Linked DNA regions of Homo sapiens: region 2 is linked to region 1. A link is a contact called in ENCODE Hi-C data. All regions are on one chromosome and are shown on one strand. Each heading gives the region's core, a stretch centred on a gene start or an enhancer-like site at or near the end of the contact. The rest is flanking DNA. Distances are from core to core; before and after follow the strand shown. Region 1 overlaps PDE1C (phosphodiesterase 1C). Region 2 holds the start of PPP1R17 (protein phosphatase 1 regulatory subunit 17).

Region 1 (6,295 bases), core at 1,753-4,252:
CTTCTACTGTTTCTACACAATGTATATAGTAATACCTATTCACAGCACAGGCCTCATGGAACCTTCAGTAATACTCATGATAGTAAAAACAGTGAAGAGAATAACAACAAATAGCATGTATTGACTGCACACTAGATGCTGTTTTAAGTTCTCTTTGTACATATTCATTCTCTTGCCTGCCTGGTGCGACCAGGTAATCTACTCAGAACCGTGTTCTAGCTATTATGCCACAGGGCCGTGGTCAATGATTTCTACATGTAGAAAGTGCTTAGCACGATGTTCTCCAATTATTTTTATAATTAACCATTTATAACATGTAATCAGAGAACAATATTTTAACACATGTAATAATAATGATAGCTTATATCATATTCCAGGAACCTTGCAAAAATTACTTCAGTTAATCCTGGTGACCACCCTAGGAGGCACAGAAGGCCATTGTCCCGACTCGTCCTGCCCCCTTCTGGAGATTGCTCTTAATTCATTTGCTTTGTATTCAAGTGCATTATAGTCTGGAAAAAAAAGTTATAAAGAATTTAATAAGAATTTTTCATGTACCCAAACTACCATTTGATCCAGCAATCCCACTCCTGGGTATCTACCCAGAGGAAAAGAAGTCATATGAAAAAGATACTTGCACATACATGTTTATAGCAGCACAATTCACTATTGCAAAAATATGCAACCAGCCCAAATGCCCATCAATCCATGAATGGATAAAGAAATTGTGATATATGTGTGTGTGTGTGTGTGTGTACATATATATGCACGCGTGCGTGTGTGTACATATATATGTATACACACACACACACACACACGATGGAATACTATTCAGCCATAAAAAGGAATGAAATAATGGCATTTGCAGCAACCTGGATGGAATTGGAGACCATTATTCTAAGTGAATTAACTCAGGAATGGAAAACCAAACATTGTATATTCTCACACATAAGTGGGAACTAAGCTATGAGGATGCAAAAATATAAGAATGATACAGTGGACTTTGGGGACTCAGGGGAAAGGGTGGGAGGGGTGTGAGGGATAAAAGACTACAAATTGGGTTCAGCGTATACCGCTCAGGTGATGGCTATACCAAAATCTCACAAATCACCACTAAATAACTTACTTATATAACCAAACACCATCTTTTCCCCAAAAACCTATGGAAATAAAAATTAAAAAAAATAAAAACATATGTTCATACAAAAATTTTTTAAAACAAAAATTTATTATGTACCTGTTACTGTTTTAGAGGGCAGTACAGGCCCCTCCTTGCTACCCCTTCTGAGGACTGAACCAACTGAGAGATAGGTAACAAAATCAGAAAGTCAATGATCAAGACATCAGCTCCACTAAAACTGGAACTTGGGAAACACAGAGTTGGTCTGCTGAATACATGGGCTTCTTTACATTTTGCTCTGAAATGAATTTACACAACCAGACACTGTATAGCCAGGCACAGGACTTTTCCCCCACCCCAGCACCCTGGCAGGCTGCTTCTAGAGTGACAGAAAAGGTGTGTGTCTTACAGAAAACATATCTCAAAGCAGTCTGGGATGTGGGTGGCTGGGCCGGGCTGTGCATGCTCAACCCTACCTCCCAGATAAATAATCACTCCTCTCAAAAGAGGAACATGTAAGGGGTGGTGAGAAAGGCAAGGTGTGTTTCTTCCCTCTGCTTTTTCTTTTAACAGAGTGGGTTAGAAATGTCTTGCCCTTAGTAAAAGCAATAACAATAATACCACCATTTTATTGAATGCTTAACATGTATCAGACATTGTACTTGAGATTCTATCTACATTAAATCATGTAAAAGTTCTAACAATTCTATGAGGTAGAAAAACTCATTCCCATGTTGTGGGTGGGAATACTGAGTCTCAGAGAAGTGAAATCACTTGTGTAAAGTCAAGCAACCATTAAGTAGAGATCTCAGGTTAAACTCTGATCTGTGTGAGTCTCAATGCTCTGTTAGGTAAACAGCTTGTCCCTGTGGTTTGGTGCCTTCAGGGAGAGGGGCCATCAGAGAAATATGGAAACTTAACTGCTGTTTATAAGAGGCTTACAATATACTTATTCCAGGGATTGGCATGCTTTTTCTATAAGGGACAAGATAGTAAATATTTTAGGCTTTGCAGAACATAAGGTCTCTATTGCAACTACTCAACATTGCCATTTTAAAGCAGCCACAGATAATATACAAACAAATGAGTTATCCTGTTTTCCAATAAAACTTTATTTATAGAAATTAAAATTTGAATTCTACATAATATCATATGTCATAAAATATTTGTCTTCTTTTAACCATTTAAAAATGTAAAAGCCATTCTTAGTTTGTGGGTCATGAAAAACCAGGCAGTAGGGCCAGGTTTGACCCATGGGCCATAGTTTGCCAACCCCAGGTCTAGTCAGTGGGAGAAACCAATAAATGCAAATAAGCTAGTCACAAAGAAGGATATGAATTCTACCATAGGGAAACAAAGACCCAGAGAGGGCAGATGTGGAAATAATAATTCATTTTGAAGTTGGTTAAGGGGAAAGCCTGAAAGAAACAAAACAGGAACCTGAGTCTTCAACAAGGCTGGCTTGATTTCACAACTGTGCTTATTTCCTGAAATAAGCAACAGTCTACCATTTCCCTTAAAAAGTAAGCAGTAAATGAGAGGTGGGAAAAGAAAGCAGTTTAGAGCAATAATAAGAAAGCCTAATGGTGGTTCGGGACTATATTACAGCAGCCTAATTAAAATGATTTATAACTGCACAGAAAGTCTCTTTCACTTCCCCTTGTTTATTGAGTAACAGCTCACGTCAGCCATTACTCCAGATACAACCCATGGGAAATTACTTAATGGATTTTGCTCAGGCAACATCATCAAACAAGCATGTGTCACTGTCCCAGCCCCCTTCTTTGTGGAGTGCCCAGGATATCTTCCAAGTTAGAGCTGAAGGTTGTTGGTGAAGGAGGGGTTTTCAAGGTTTGGGCACCCACTGGCAGTGACAGGATCTTCTAATCTTTGCCCTCTGTTGAGATGACTTCCTCCCACAGCCTCCCCATCCCTGGCTGAGAACAGGAACCATCATGGGCTGCTGGTTAGCAACCAGCAAAGGGAACCATCTCCACGACTTCCAGAAGACATCCTGGTGTTGCTGTAGCTGTGGGTAAAGCTCCAGTTCAGAGCAACCTAGAGGGCTTAAAAAGCATGCATTAAGAGTGTGGGGGCTCATTGAGGGAAGAATGAACTAGAAGGAACTAGTTTGACTACAGTGCTCAAGATCCTTGAGTCCATCTCTGGCTTCATTAAAATAGGGAAAAGCCAGTATTTGGACTGTTTTGTGGGACCTCTGAAGGATTTCTTCTCTTTTGGTGGTGGAAGAGGTGATGACCATGTCCTGCACTTAAAATCCTCCTGTTTGGACCCTGGCCAGAGTAGACTCCCCTGCTCCTCAATTCTTCCACCTAGTGTGTATTAGTCTGTTTTCACACTGCTGATAAAGACATACCCAAGACTGGGTCATTTATAAAGGAAAAGAAGCTTAATGGACTCACAGTTCCACGTGGCTGGGGAGGCTTCACAATCATGGTGGAAGGTGAAAGGCACATCTTACATGGTGGTGGCAAGAAAGAATGAGAACCAAGCAAAAGCGGTTTTTCCTTATGAAGCCACCAGACCTCGTGAGACTTATTCATTACCACAAGAACAGTATGGGGGAAACTGCCCCCATGATTCAATTCTCTTCCACTGGGTTCCTCCCACAACACATGGGAATTATGGGAGGTAAAATTAAAGATGAGATTTTGGTGGGGACACAGCCAAACCATATCACGGTCCATCCCATTTCAGAATTAAGAATGAGAGGGAACCTGAAGAGTTTATTGACTTCTAGCTTAGCTTAGTATTTGTCAAATTCCATTGCAAGTATGTGGTTTGTAGAATATATTACAGCCCCCAATAGTCCTGAATCATGCTTAGATAATCAGTTCTTTATAAATTCATAGGCCAAAGGCATTTAGAAATGGAAATAGTAAACAGAAGTCTGAAATCTAAAACTTGAACTTCATAGAGAAGTTGCAAATACTATAGTTGAGGGCTTGGCAGTTATGCCAAGAGGGAGATCCAGGTGCATGGTTGTGGCAGATGTGAGTTCAGGGTGGGGTATGAAATGTATGTGTGGGCAGTCCATACCCCTTAACATAGATGGAATGGCCTGTGTTTGTCTAACTGGCTGCAGGAACCTCAAGAAAAAAACTTAAATTTGGAAAACATCCTCAATCATTTGGTGAGTGGGATATTCAGCAAATTTTACAAATTGGACATTTAGTGAATGAATCTTTGATGAAGTTGTCTACTTTCAATAATAGTAGCCCCTTCATAATGGGGCTATTAGAAGATTTAATAAAATGATGCATGCAAAGCATTTAGCATACTGCCTGGCACAAATAAAGTAAACAAGAGTAAATCCTGTCCCTCATACACATTCCCTGGAGGCCCAGCTCACTCCAATTATTATTGGGATCTTTTGGCTTCAATAAGTACCAGTATTTGAGTGAGAATGTGTTCTTGGTTTTATGCAGGCTAAAAAGAAAGCTTCCATTAGTAAGACTGGTAAGAAAATATCCAACACTTGAAAATAAGGCTGGGTGAAGAGGCCCCTGACCTTTTCATGTAATACTGGCATATTGTTGAACACACATGCCCAGGGATTATTAAATTATTTTAGATAGGGATGCAGCACTGTTATACTGTAAAGAACCAGAGAGAAAATATTTCTGGCTTTGCCTGTCTCTTTGCAACTATTCAGCTCAGCTGTTGCAGCATGAGAGCAGCCAAGGACAATAGGTAAATGAGTAAGTGTGGCCATGTTTCAAGAAAATGTATTTGCCATAATCGATGGTGGGCACCATTGACCCAGGGGCCTTAATTTGCTGAATGCTACTCTTGAAGAACATGACTGTGTTTAACTTTACTTACTATTTGATTCAAGCCTAGGTACTGTGAAGTTATATGCTAATTTATAGATTTTTGACTGAGAGAGAAGATAACCCCAAACGTTATGGTTTTATTGCCCTGTAGGATATACCCAGTTTTGTCTCTAACTTAGCAAATATATTTTCACGTGTTTCTAAAATACCTGTCAATACCCAGCTCCAGTACTCTTGGAATCCTCTTACTATTCCCTCATAAGTGGGTTAAATACATTTTTGACACGTGTTCTAAGAATAGCATTTTACAACTTTTACAAACTACATTTTGACAAGATCATTTATTAAAATACCATTTCTAGCTCTGTTTTAGAATAATAATAACTGTATTGAGTGATATGCCTTCTAATTTATCCAAAATGCCTATAAGGTAGGTATTAACATACCCATTTTACAGATAGGAAAACTGAAGCACAGAGAAGTTAAATAGCTATTAATTGGTAGAACTTACAGTTAGCTCGGGTTTCTCCTCACTCCACAGCTTAACAGTAAATCTTAACTGCTTCTCTTAGAAGATAAGCACATAACTTAACTACAACTCTGTTTAACAAGAACTTTCAGCCTCAATTTCTGCATCACAATCCAATTTCCAGGACCTAACGTGATTACAAAAGATATTTACACTCAGACACATACACTCTTATGACTATAAAATTATGCTGCACTTTTTCAAAACTTGGCAGACTTAAAGATGTTTATAACAACCCCCTCAGCTGCATACATATACTGTTTGTCATGTTTATTACTTTCAGGTGACTTCAAAGATGGTAAAAATAAGACAGACAAGAAGGATCACTCTAACATCGGAAATGATTCAAAGAAAACAGATGGTAAGAGTATTATTCTCATTACATTTTTCCATAAAATGTGCAGTTTAATGTAAGCTTGTTAGAATCATACCCAAAATTGAAATAGTGGTTGTGAATATATTCTTATATCCTGAAAAAAACCCTTCACTATATTTAAAGGGTACTATTATCCCTTTATCAATAATTTATAAATTATTGCTGTATCTCTTCCCCTTCACCCCACTTTCTCCATCACAAATGTTTTCTATACCCTTTCTTTTCCTACTTGCCATTTTTCATCTTAAACATCATAAAAAGTTTATTTTAGACTTGCTGATCAGACAGCTAGAATGGAGTATCATATACTGCTAATGTATTTATAAGTTTTTTGATGGGGAATCATGCAGCATAAATAAGAAATGTTCCATGTTTTATGTTTTCATGTTTTTTTTCCTTGAACTAGTTCTTATTTTTGTTTAAAACAAAAACAAAAACAGGGGTCTTTATAGTGCTAATGTTGGGAGGCAGCA
Region 2 (6,295 bases), core at 1,210-3,709, 120 kb after region 1:
TGTTAGTATAATGACCCCATCTCTCAACTCACTCTCCATTTCTATCCTCAGTGAGAAGGGGCGCTCTTTATGAGTGAGCTGTTTTAAGACATGAGCCGGTCTAATTCTTGACATAGGAAATGGAATATTTCCATTTCCTATTCCTGACTCTACCCACGCCTTCCTCTCTTTAATTCAGTCTCTACCCCAAGCAGGTGTCATAAAGGGATGCTGCACTTGTTGGGCTGCCCAGGGAAGGTTTCATCATCTCCCTGTAACTTGGGAACTTTCTAAGGCACCAGCTCTTTCTTTCATGCCTGCATAGTTGGTCCTCTGCATCTTCAGAATTCAACCAAAAAGCTAGGGCCTCCAGAGAGGCTTGTTGTCTAATACTTCACATTTGGGGGTGTTTTCATAAACTGTGTCTACTACAAAGACTTGTGACCTTTTTAACATCCTCTTTCCACTTATTGGTTCAGTGTGGGCTCTGAATTCTAACACTCACACAGGGACGTGGACTGCCACTGTCATTGCAATATTGGCCACCCACCCTTGTGACAAGCCTGGAGTCAAACGTGCTGTGGAAATCAGGACTGTTTAAATTATATAACAGCTCTAGAGGGGTCTCAAGGAGCACCAGCAGTCACATCCATTATTTCTGCAGCAAAACTATGAATATTCACACTAAGTGACATAAAGACAAACCACAAAAAATTCACATTCTTTCAGGTCAGGCTTTGCTACCAAATGAGTTTGTGTTGAACTTAACAACAAACCTTTTGGTTTTCAAAATGTTTCAGATTTCTTAATTAGAGAATGAAAGAGTATTGATCGAATTACTCTTCTGGTTGTGGTTGTTTGACAGAATGTAGGTATTCAGTGTAGTATGCAAGAGACCAAGAGATATGATTTCAGGGTTTGAGAAAGGATTTCAGGATTTCAGATTTTAAACTCTTGTAACTTCCTCTTACTAATCCTTACCTTCCTTTTCACAAGGGACAAAACCTTTCTTTTTACAGAGAGATACTTGTAAATGCAAATACCACTAAGAGCAGCAATATGTAAATTGATGTCACAATACACAGGGATTGTTAATGACAAAGGTCACCTTCTCTTTTGAGAACAGGAACTGAAAGGGGGAAGGAACTGGGTGCCAGAAAAGGGACCCCACTATATTGCAGAAAGGCAGGCACACCAGCGGAGCTGAAACACATTAGTTGGTTCAGTGTGTGGTCAGAAGCTGGTCTGGATTTTTTGTCTTTTCTCTTATCATTGAGCGGTTTTCTCAGTTGGATGTGAGAATATGCGGTTTAAATTATGGGAAGAAAATTCCTCTCAACTTTAAGATTGGATGCTGTGAGTCAATATAAGGTAGAAGCCAACGTTTGGCTGCTTGTACCACTCTCTAGCTGGGTGAACTTGGGACAGTTATCTGTTCTCTCAAAAATTTAGTTTTCAAATCTGTTAAATGGGGGAAGATAGTGGCTCTTCTCCAGGGTTGTTGAGAGTATTACCCATAGAATGTGCATGGAGTCCCGAGCCCAGGTCCTACACACTGATATTTTCGTGAGTGTGAGGGACCTTCTTGGATCTTTCAGTCCTCCATTTGTGATTATATGTCTATCTAAATTGATCTATCAGAATTATCTCTTTATCCCATCTCTGGCCTTCTCTGAAGCTGGTAATGAGATGAGAATAGTTCAAGACAAAAACCAACCCATTTCTAAATCTTGGGAACATAATAGAACTGATTCTCAGAAGCGAGTTGACACTTAGCTTACCATACGGTATTCTGAAGAATATCCCCCAAAGTAATCAGGTCTTGATTTACTGGATGGAATAAAAGGGTAGAAGGTTGTATCCACAGCCTATGTGGTATCTCGTTAATGCACCCTCTGGCTATGTAAAATACATATTCATTGTCAAACCTCTTTTTAACCAGAGGATTGAATTCAGGTCAAAAAGTACCGTCTTTTAAAATCAGATTTGTTCATTTAGAAAACCTAAATTGGCAGTATTCCTGGAGGAGAGACTGACTTAAAGTAGGGCATGGAGAATGTGTTTTGAGAAGCATACTTTCTGTACTTTCCCCAGCCTTGGAAGATAAACCTCTCTATCCTGTGTGAATATGCAGATACACCAACTTCATCTTGAAACTTTGCAAATGAGTTTGTGAGGGTTCAGTCTTTTACAGAACTCCATTCCCTCCCTTGGAAGAATGACTTGAAAGTGGTAACTTTTTCTGCTGTCCACTCGGCCCCAGCTTAGCCTTGCTCCATAAAGCACAACCCCGTGCCACCAGCTACAGCCTTCTTTGTCCCAGTAACTGACTGGAAACTTGCTTTTCTCACCACAAAAGTTCTTGGAGTAAAAATCTGAAGCACTTACCAATCAGCGCAGATGCAGGGAAGCGAAGGCGAGAGACAGGGAGGGCGTGTGTGCTCACCGAGGCTGGGCCTGGCTCCTCTGCGGCAGTGGCTGCTGCTGGCCGGCTCCAGCTCCTCTTATCTAGGGACCAGCTGCTGCTGTTGCCATGGGGATGCTCTGTTTCACAGGCACCAGGGCAAGGGGGATGGAGAAGGAAAGAGGACTAACATCTCCATCGCTGCTCTCCACGGCAATCATTGTACATTACAAAAGTACAGTATAGAGTCGTGCTTTGAGTTTCCGGTGTGCACACCAGAGAAATTCAGACAAACCAGCTACATCATTGAATTCCCATGCGATAGATTTTTTTTGGCCTGATTTTGTAAATATGGAAACTGAGGCACAAGAAGTTAAGTGATATGCCCAAGAGAGGCCACAGCTAATTTCGACTCTCAAAGCTATTTAAGTTTAAATCCAGAGTACTTTCAATCACTATTGCTGCTTCTCAAAGTACTATCATGAGGAGGAAGAGAAGGGTAGCTACTGCTAACATTTATGTAAGGCTACCAAAATGCCAGACACTCTTCTAGAGACTTCACACATATCTACTTACTTAACCCTCAGGCCAACCTTGTGAGATGAGCTACAGTCATCATCCCATTTTATTGATGAGGAAGCTGGGGCTCAAGAGTTACCAAATCATCTGACCAAGGTCTCCCCACATGGTGAAGCTAGGGTTTGAATGGGGTAATGAAATGCTAGGGTCCACGCTTGTAACCACTTTGCAATACCTCTCAGCAAAGAGAGCATTTCAAACAGCACATAGCAAAGAAAGCAGCCCCCAACTCTATAGGTTATAGTGTGCAGGCCAGAAAAAATTTCCTCCTTCAAAGGAACAAAGCCAAATGTACCAATATTAGGAATACGTAGGCACTCAAGAGTGGATGTTTAAGCAAGGTGGGAGAGGCGGGAGACATGCTGTCTTTTGGAGAGGAAGGTTCTATGTTTTGGGTCTGCTCACTGGAGGAGAGCCCACTGGGGTTTGGAGGAGCAGCAGTTTTGACTCCAAAGCAGGAAGGCCAGTCTGGGAGATCAGGTAGGTATCAGGACCCACTAGAAGGGCTCCAGACCCCCTGATAGCAGCCAATGGACCACCCAGTGATGCCCAAGAAATATGTTCTCACAGAAGATACGTGAGCACCATCCACACATCCATATTTTTTCCAGTCTTACCTGAGGTTCCCTGCAGAGCAGGTCCCTGGCAACCCCTTGGTTTCAACTGCCTGCTTGCCACTGGCAATGTGTTTGTTGGTGCCTCCCTCCCACTTGCCAGGATCCCAAATAACAGGGCTAGAACCATAGTAAACTCACCAAGAGGTTGACTCCTAGGGTTAGACTTTTGCCATGGTAACAGATAAGCAGAGAATGGACTTCTTTGCCTGTTCCATTTTGTGTTGATCCTTATTGGGACCTCCTGGGAAGAGATGAGGGTTGCTGAAAGGTGATGCTCTTGTCTAGGAAGGGAAGGCCCTAGATGTTGAGGGACAGGGCCTAGAAGCAGGTCTGTGTTCAAAACTGCCTGCTTTATCTTCTTCATTTTTTAAATTTTATTTTATTTTCAGTGCTGGGACACATGTGCAGGACGTGCAGGTTTGTTACATAGGTAAACGTGTGCCATGGTGGTTTGCTGGACCTATCAACCCATCACCTAGGCATTAAACCCTGCCTTACTTTATCTTCTTAACAACAGCCTTGTTGGCCAATGAGTTAGCAGCATCTTCAGTCCACACTTGAGTGGAAAAGATATACTTTCCTTCTGAAATCCTTGAATTCTTCTTTTGAATTAAACTGTTTTGAGGTAATAGATCTACATGTCGTTGTGAGGGATAATACAGGGAGATCTCCTATACGTAAGCAGTTATATCCAATGGTAACATCTTATGAAACTATCCTACAATATCAAAACCAGTATGTTGATATTTACATGAATATATACAGAACATTTCTGTCACCACAAGCCTCCCTTATCTTGCCGTTATATAGCCATGCCCCCCTCCGTTCCTTCCTAACCTCCTGCTCCCAATCACTTTTTAAACTCGGCAACCATGAATCTATTCTCCATTTCTATAATTTTGTCAATTCAAGAATGTTTTAATAATGGAATAATACAGTAGGTAGCCTTTTGGGTTTGGCTTTTTTTTTTTCACTCAGCATTATTCCCTAGAGATCCATTCAGGTTGTTGTGTGTGTCAATAATTTGTTCTTTGTCATTGCTGAATAGTATTCCATAGAATGGACCACAGTTGGTGTGACATCTTGTATATACACCTGGATTGTTACCAATGTTTGGCTATTACAAATAAAGCTGCTATGAACATTCATGTAGAGAGGCTTTTGCGTGAACATAATTTTTAATTTCTCTGGGATAATGCCCAGAAGAGTAATTACTGACAATTGCATGTTTCCTTTTACAATAACACCAAAGCGGCTGTAGCATTTCCCATTCCCACCAGCAATGTACGAAGGGTCCAGTTTCTCTGTATCTTCACCAGAATTTGGTGTTGCCAGTATTTTTAAAAAGCCATTCTCAGAGGTAGGTTCAGTAGTAATATCTCGTCATGGTTTTAATTTGCATTCTGTGCATGACTAATTATGCTAAACATTTTTTCATGTGCTTATTTGTCATCTGCGTAGTTTCTCTGGTGAAATGTTACTTCATGTCTCTTGTCTACCTTCTAATGGGACTTTTTATATTACTGTTGAGTTTTGAACTGGATCCTAGATATTCCAGATACTAGTTCTTTATTAGAAATATGGGTTGCAAATACTTTCTCCCAGTTTGCTGTTTGTATTTTTAATCTTTTCATGGAGTCTTTCACAAAGCATAGCTTTTAAATTTTTATAAAGTCCAATTCATCATTAATGAATTTTAAAATATATAATTTAGATTTTTCTGAGGCTCTTTGGAGAAGCTTAATTGTGTTAAGCATATTCCAGCCTGTAGATTTTAACAAATCCTTTTGTCACTTAATTTCCACAGTTCAAAGGGAATATTTTCAAAGACAGAAGAGTATGAATCCCTGATTTCCCCTTTGAATAGACATGTCTACTACTCCCAAGTTCGGGCTGTTGTTGCTGTTGCTGATTTTTCCCAGGGCTTCGTACATACTCTTTAATTGATTATGCCCCTCCCCCTTTTAAGGCAGATGTAAACAGCAACTGACAGGGCAGATGGTAATGTAAATCTATACCTTGGAGAGTTCTAAATAACAACCACATATGTGCAGTGCTGAAGTCATAGACCCTCAGCCTACAGCGCTCCCAGCATAAGTGCAAGGAGCCGTTGTGTCCATGGCATGATTTGTAGTCCAAGAGCCCTTTGATGTATGGCTGAATTCACTTGTGCCTTCATTCCTGATGGATGCCTGATGGTAACTAGCTTTAAATGAATATATTTCACTTTAATCACAAATATCCCATCTTTATGAATAAGAATTATTTATAAAATGATTGAGCATTTCCAGACAATTTATTTTAGTCAATAATCTATAAAATGTTCTCTTAAAAGATTTGCCTTTCATAGCCAATCTAGGGGTAGTTTCTGTGCTGATGAGTGATGAGGCTCCACCTTCTCAATTCAGGGAGGGGGAAAGAGAGAGGAAGAGAGAGCACTGAATATTCATAGGCCTGTTTTATCCCAGAGATCTTGCTGGATCTCGTTGGTTGTCTCCATCAGCCTCTTAGAGAGGAGAGTGAGCTGTCTCAGATCAATATCCCCTGGTAAGTGAGCACTGTGTCTTTGCTCTGGGCAGTTTTGAACACATGTCAGGTCCTGATAATAGGGAACTCTTTAATCTATAAGAAAATCTGATGTCATTTATTATCATTTCACTGAAAAAAAATAGAAAATATTTAATCTTTCAGATATGAATTGTCACATTAAACAATA

The links. Hi-C counts contacts between places; a loop is a spot of excess contacts on that map. Pooled maps may share reads with other maps.
Region 2: a pooled map shows a loop between it and region 1 (2.3-fold over the local background). The contact joins the promoter of PPP1R17 here to the enhancer-like site in region 1. A Hi-C loop is called at or near these places in 2 of 50 pooled maps.

The regions. Positions count from the first base shown.
Region 1 is chr7:31,808,543-31,814,837 of GRCh38, reverse strand. PDE1C (phosphodiesterase 1C) reads left to right here. Exons shown (of 18, transcript NM_001191057.4): 16 at 5,730-5,807. Among named protein-coding and RNA genes, the nearest start is that of PPP1R17, 120 kb to the right of the region's middle. RefSeq lists an enhancer at 2,879-2,978. Within about 2 kb of position 3,002, at least 4 of the 41 ENCODE cell types and tissues checked have a DNase peak (open chromatin) inside an H3K27ac peak, as active enhancers do.
Region 2 is chr7:31,683,379-31,689,673 of GRCh38, reverse strand. PPP1R17 (protein phosphatase 1 regulatory subunit 17) reads right to left here and starts at 2,459. Exons shown (of 5, transcript NM_006658.5): 1 at 2,368-2,459. It also overlaps a transcript of PDE1C not described here.